Regions from separate parts of the Homo sapiens genome. Here region 2 is linked to region 1. A link is a contact called in ENCODE Hi-C or POLR2A ChIA-PET data. All regions are on one chromosome and are shown on one strand. Each heading gives the region's core, a stretch centred on a gene start or an enhancer-like site at or near the end of the contact. The rest is flanking DNA. Distances are from core to core; before and after follow the strand shown. Region 1 overlaps HEATR5B (HEAT repeat containing 5B). Region 2 overlaps STRN (striatin).

What was found. A loop is a pair of places that touch in the nucleus more often than their neighbours do. ChIA-PET counts read pairs that join two places held with the same protein, here RNA polymerase II (POLR2A). Pooled maps may share reads with other maps.
Region 2: a map of CD4-positive, alpha-beta memory T cell shows a loop between it and region 1 (2.6-fold over the local background). The contact joins two enhancer-like sites. A Hi-C loop is called at or near these places in 6 of 168 maps with a recorded cell type or tissue (CD4-positive, alpha-beta memory T cell, Caco-2, MCF 10A and 3 more) and 6 of 50 pooled maps. POLR2A ChIA-PET finds 5 or more read pairs at or near these places in 3 of 52 experiments (H1, OCI-LY7 and Panc1).

What each region holds. Positions count from the first base shown.
Region 1 is chr2:37,003,753-37,007,240 of GRCh38, forward strand. HEATR5B (HEAT repeat containing 5B) reads right to left here. Exons shown (of 36, transcript NM_019024.3): 29 at 3,298-3,488; 30 at 1,880-2,007. Among named protein-coding and RNA genes, the nearest start is that of STRN, 39 kb to the left of the region's middle. Within about 2 kb of position 1,444, at least 2 of the 41 ENCODE cell types and tissues checked have a DNase peak (open chromatin) inside an H3K27ac peak, as active enhancers do.
Region 2 is chr2:36,888,251-36,891,738 of GRCh38, forward strand. All of the region lies in intron 7 of STRN (striatin), which reads right to left. Among named protein-coding and RNA genes, the nearest start is that of STRN, 77 kb to the right of the region's middle. Within about 2 kb of position 1,646, at least 7 of the 41 ENCODE cell types and tissues checked have a DNase peak (open chromatin) inside an H3K27ac peak, as active enhancers do.

The DNA.
Region 1 (3,488 bases), core at 194-2,693:
AATCTGAGAAAATACCTATGTAAAAAAAGAAATCAGGTAGCTAAAATTAAAATATAGGACTACGTAACAAATAAGAACATTGTAAAAATCTTGAGAAATGGTCACATTTTACTCCTATGTATTTTCAAGCAACAAATGATTTATTATTTACATATTTAAATGTGCTTTATATTCAGAGATGATCATTCTCCTATTGGAAGGAAATAATTGAGCTAAATAGTATTGTAGAGTCCAGTGCTGCTAAAATTTATAATTTCTAACCTGAGCTGAATATCCAAGAATTTCTACAACCTCTGCCTACCACAGATTGTAGAAATCTCTGGTGAGTTCCTCTTCTATTCACTTCAGCAACTACTACAAACTTTTGCCACCCACTTTAAGCTTCTTACTCACAATCTTCCATACCAAATCCATCCAATGAACCTAAATGAAATTTCAAAGAGGGGGAAAAGACTTAACTGCAACCAAAGCCACCTTTACCTCTTTCCTTAAGATCATGTGTTCAGCCTCTTATGTGAGGCTTAATCTGAGGTTAATCTTTCCTTATGTGCTCCTATCCTAACCTATTTGACTTCCTAGGGATTCTTCAAGGACTCTGATCATATCTCGTATGTTTTCAACTTCTCTCTCTAGTTAGGCTACTCTTGTCAGTATAATGACAATGCTCAAGTCTTTCTTATCACATGTCCCCCCTGCACTATTCCCAAAGCCTCCAGATCCTTTTATCTACCCTATGTCCTCCTCTATGTATCTGGCTCCTTCCTTTCCCAGCCTAGATGCTTCCACTTCCTTTACTCTCTTATTCACTCCTCAATCTTCTACTATCTGGCTACTGGTCACCTCAAACAATCCTCTGCGGGAGGTCACCAATAGCCTCCTCTAGACTCATTTCTGTGCTTATTTACTCGATTCTTTCTTTTGAGACTCTGTCTACCCTTCTTGAAACTCCTCCCTTGTCTTTGATAACTCTGTTCTCTTTTGGTTCTCCTGAAACTTCTCTAGCAGTTTCCACTGTTGATTTATTTCCTTCTTCTCAATTTTTAAATGCTATTTATCCTCAAGCTTCCAATCTTGGTCCTCTTTCTTCTTCCTTTATTCAGCCTTCCTAGGCTAGTGTTATCATTTCTCTGGAATTATGAAAAAAGCCTCAGAACTGGCCTCCCTGTCTCCCTTCCCATCTCTTACAAACCAACCTACCTCTACGGGCTGACAGAATGATCCTTCTGAAATATAAAGTTAGTTACATCATTCCTCTACTTAAACATTTTTAATGATTCCCTATCACTTTCAGGATAGGGTTCAAACTCTTTTACATGTCATCAAGAAACCTTCATGATTTGGTCTTCACCTTGTTGTCCAGCCTCATCTAACAACCTCATGTTCCATTCATATCGGCCATAGTAAATGGCTATGCCCTTGAACTTGCCGTGTTCTCTCATGCCTCCTAGTGTTCGTATTTGCTATTCTTTCTGAGAGGAAAACCCGTCCCGCATGTGTTGCCTCACTAATTCCTCTTGAAGATTTGATTCAACCATTGCCCACTCTGAGAAACCATCCTTTGCTTTCCTATCACAACATCGGGCTCCTCCTCTCTATTCTAATTGCAGCTTTACATGCACTAAAATAGCACTTACCACACTGTACCTATCTCCTAATTCAGGCACAGTGAAACTGCTTTCACTATCTATAACCTCAAACCACGTTTGAGGCAGACCAGGCACAGAGTAAAAGTAACTGGGTGAATAAATACAGGGAGTCAGTGTATTCATATCATGTTAAAATAGGATCCAATACAGAAAAAAAATCCATCCTTTTTTCCATTGTAAAGCAATACTCAAAAAAAAACCACACAAGTATCTATCATAGCAATACACTGTACCTGATCTTCTGCAATATGGACTCGAGCATAAGGGGAGTCTAGCAAGGTATGTAAGGCCTGCAGGCATGCTGTAACATGTTCAATGGGCTCCTCAGGTCTAGGGGAACAAAGAAACTGTATACTCACACCTGAAATGCACAAAATAAAAACATGTTTTTTCACTTATAAAACACTTTATGTTGTTTGATCCCATATTTCTTCTCTATTTATGTTTTTACAGATTACCTTAACATGTATTTATTAATACCTTAAAGTAGACTTCAAAATGGTTTCCAAGTTAAACAGCCAAACTCAACATAAGGTTGTAGTTTTGCAATTAGGTTAATATTCAAATTAGCTATGTGTGAAAGAAGGAATTCCCATGCCATCAGGTTGATTATGAAGATATTAAGTTTTTATTTCTAGGACTTTTAAAATAATACATTAAGAAAATAAATTTACAAACATTATAAAATTGTTTTTCATTAAATGGTAGCCAAATAATTTTTCATGCATACAAAGTTTTTAAATGGCAAGTTATAGAGGCACAATGGGTATCATAGTAAACAACTGCTTTTAATTTACATAGGGGTAAAGTCATTGTTTTGGAAGTTTTTCACATTTTCACTTACCAGATCTACTGATGAATCCGATAATTACACCTTATTGTGTTCCTTTTCACTCCCAGAAAACATAAGATCACTAAAAGCTTCATTACCATGTATAAATTCTTAAATGTTAAAAAAGCATCTATAGCTGGGTGCAGTGGCTCATACCTGTAATCTCAGCACCCAGCCGAGGTGGGTGGATCACCTGAGGTCAGGAGTTCGAGACCAGCCTGACCAACATGGAGAAACCCCACCTCTACTAAAAATACAAAATTACCCGGGCGTGGTGGCGCATGCCCATAATCCCAGCTACTTGGGAGGCTGAGGCAGGAGAATCGCTTGAACCCAGGAGGCGGAGGTTGCGGTGAACCGAGATTGCGCCACTGCACTCCAGCCTGGGCAACAAGAGTGAAACTCTGTCTCAAACAAAAAACAAAAAAACAAGAAACAAAAAAGCATTTATAAAGCAATTTTACATTAGGATTCACTGAAATCTTCTTAAACATTTTTTTCTTAATGGGATAATTGGTTAAGTGCCAAGTAAAAAGAAAACCTGTTGTTGAATAAAAAACATATTACGTTTTTTTACTGAAAATTGTTCGATATTGCTGTGTGAATGAGCATGACAGTTAAGTAGTTTCAGTAGTTTTTAATAATTTAATTTCTAGGTTAAAAATTCAATTAACAATTTATAAGGTGAGGTGAAAAATCCTTTCACTTTTCCTTCTCTGAACTGTGCTATACTGTACAAAATCTTTCCATAGCTTTAAAATGAAAGATATGAATTTTCAGAAGTGATAATCTTGAAATATATTAATATGACAGACCTACCTAAAATCAGATGCATTCTGTCTTTGTTAATTTCTGGCAAAGATTTAGCACTACCCACTGCTCCTGATGCCTGGTTTAAATTGACAGATGTAGAACGTTTTTGTAAACCAGATATTGCTGCTGCTTCTGTAGACTCTGAGCACGTAAATCCTGTGCTATTTAACCAAAGTGCCACCGCATGGAGAATTGGG
Region 2 (3,488 bases), core at 396-2,895, 120 kb before region 1:
CATGTCTATTATCAACACTGGTTTCCCTGTGTAGTCTATTCTCAATGTAGCAGCCAAAGATGGTTTAAAATAAAAGATCGTGTCACCCTTCTTGCTCAAATCCCTCCCATGGCTCCCCATCTCACCACTGGTCTACATGGCTCAACATGATCTGGTCATTTCTTACTACATTCTCCCTAGAATCACTCTGCTCTAGCCACTCTGGCTCCCTTAAATTTCTCAGGCATGCCAGGGATGCTGCTACTATCTTAAGGCATTTGCACTGGCTTTCTTCTTCCTGAACACTTCTTCCCCAGATGGCCAATTCCCTCATCACGTCTTTTACTCAATTGTTATCTTCTCAATGGGGCTTATCATGGCCACTATATTTCATGGGTTTTTAATTTATATGTGTGTGTGTGTGTGTGTGTGTGTGTGTGTGCATTTATTTACTTATCCATTTATTTTTGAGGCAGAATCTCATTCTATCAAACCAGCTGGGGTGCACTGTCACAATCTCAACTCACTGCAGCCTTGACCTCCTGGGCTGAAGCGATCCTCCCACCTCTGCCCTGCAAGTAGCTGGGACAACAGGTGTGTACCACCATGCCCGGCTAATTTTTAAAAAATTTTTTGTAGAGATGAGGTCTCACTATGTTGCCCAGGCTGGTCTCAAACTCCTGGGCTCAAGCAATCTTCCCACCTCAGCCTCCCAAAGTGCTGGGATTACAGGCATGAGCCACTGCACCCAGCTAACCACTCTATTTTGAATTGTAACCTGCCTTCTCTACCCCACACTGACCCCAGCTCTCTCTATCTCCCTTACTCTGTACTTTTTCTACTTTCCATAGCATTTATCACCTTCTGACATACTATATCCTCTTAGTTGAATGTAAGCACCAGAAGAATAAGTATCTTCACCTAGAAAACCCAGCAAATAGAAAGCACTTGATCAATATTTGTTGAATGAATGATCCGAGTAAACCAAAGTGAATCATAATAAACAGAAATCTGTTTTTAATAATTTGAGTTTCAATCCAGTTTAGAAAACTGTTTCCTGGGCCTCTGAATATAATACTATTAAAAATCATTTTAAACAACATTTTTATATACTTAACTATAATCTATCAATAGGAGAAACATTCTTTATTTTCCCAGAAAGACATAACAATTAAAAATGTTAATTTTCATCAATCAGGTCTTAATAATAAATTAAACTAGATGGCTTTTGGGTCCCCAAATGTCTTCAGGTTTTTGAAGTTAAAATGTAGCCTTATAATCTTACTAGACTCATAAAAACAATAGCAATCATGGAAGATGTATGGTAAAATCTTTTTGCTTGCCAGAATCTAACCAGATTCTCAACCTAAGCATATTCTTCTTTTTTTTGGGGGGGGTGGGGGGGAGTAGAGTAGAAGACAGATGGAGAGAACCCTTAAAATCGTTTAAATGTTCACTCAATTAGACAAGATTTGCAACCTAGTTTTGTTAATTTGTTAAAAGTGAACCCTTTGAATCTGAATTATAAAATCCTAAAACATACAGGTCAAACTACTGGTAAAGAAACCTCCAGGAAACCGAAAGATTCCATTTACTCATGCTCACTAACAGAACTATCCAGCACACTACTAAAGAAGGAGACAACTCAGTTGTGAGAACAGTCAAGCATGTGACTCATATAATAGGCTAGGTAAAATGTACACACATGTATCATATAATACACTGAGCTATGACTCACACGTTAAAGTAAAGGAAGTTACACAAGGAACAGTGCAGCTGTCCTCGGAGAAAAACCAATCTCCGGTACCCTTGCAATATGATTCACAATTAAAATGACCAACTATATCTATGCAGATGTGTGATTCCTCAGAGAAAGACCTCAGTGTGGCACAGTAGATGCAGCTATGTTGGTGGACTTGCCTAAAATATGAGTAACTTGATACACAAGCTCAGTAGGGAATAAGACAGAATAAAGGCCTGTTTCACTTTAACATCTCCTTGGTTTCCAGACTTGTTTTCTTGAAAGAAAAGCCAGTCACTAGGTACCCACTGTATTCTTCAATGACTAAATAAGTATCTTTTATTTACTACAAAAAAAGGAAAAGAAGTGTCATTGGTACCATGACAGAGTCCCTGAAGGTAATGGCAAATTTACATGGTTTAAGCAAAAGTAAAGGCATATGAAAAATTTATTGTGTGCTATGGTTATAAAGTTACTATTGTCAATATTATCACTGCACCAGAAAACTTTTTTTTTTTTTTTTTTTTTTTTGAGACAGAGTCTCGCTCTGTCGCCCAGGCTGGAGTGCAATGGCGTCATCTTGGCTCACTGCAACCTCTGCCTCCCAGGTTCAAGTGATTCTCCTACCTCAGCCTCCCGAGTAGCTGGGATTTCAGGCACCCGCCCCAATGCCCAGCTAATTTTCATATTTTTAGTAGAGATGGGGTTTCACCAGGTTAGCCAGGCTAGTCTCAAACTCCTGACCTCAGGTGATCCACCCGCCTCGGCCTCCCAAAGTGCTGGGATTACAGGCGTGAGCCACTGCGCCTGGCCCAGAAAACTATTTTTTAATGATTCTTGGGCAAATGAACCTACCAATCATTCTAGAAAGTAATTTTCAACTGAACACTAAGGGCAAGAAGAAGTCAGCTGGACTTAGAAGTATAATCAGTTTCTTCCTCTCATAGGAAGCTCCAACATAAAAGCAAAATAATACACTACAGGTGACTATCCCTTACCCGAAATGCTTGGGACTAGAAGTATTTCGGATTTCAAATTATTTTGGATTTTGGAATATTTGTACTATACTGGTTCAGCACCCCCCAATCCAAAAATCCAAAATCCAAAATGCTCCAATGCGTATTTTCTTTAAATATCATGGCAGTGCTCAAAAAGTTTCAGAATTTGGAGCATTTCAGATTTCGAATTTCACATCAGGGATAGACAGACAGCCTTACTTAAGTAACTTACTTTAACACCTCAACAAGAAGAGTCATTAAAAGATTCAACAAATGGGACAGGCCTAGTGGCTCATACCTGTAATCCCAGCGCTTTGGGAGGCCAAGGCAGGCAGATCATTTGAGGCCAGCAGTTCAAGACCAGCCTGACCAACATGGTGAAACCCTGTCTCTACTAAAATACAAAAAATAGCCGGGCGTGGTGGCAGGCGCCTGTAATCCCAGCTACTCTGGAGGCTGAGGCAGGGAACTGCTTGAATCCAGAAGGCGGAGATTTCAGTGAGCCAAGATTGCACCACTGCACTCTAGCCTGGGCAACAGAGTGAGACTCTGTCAAAAAAAAAAGATTCAACAAATGCCCTTATTATAATGGTTTCTGATAAGTAAGGCGGGGTTGAGTCTACTTTGAATGCAAGGCAGAAAAATTAGCAACATAACATAATATCTCTTGTAGACCTTGTGCCACTGGGATTGTTCAATATTTACAGAGGAAGAACATTTCCTTGAGGTAAGCACAAATTAGTTTTACTGTAAAATGTTTCAGATGGAAA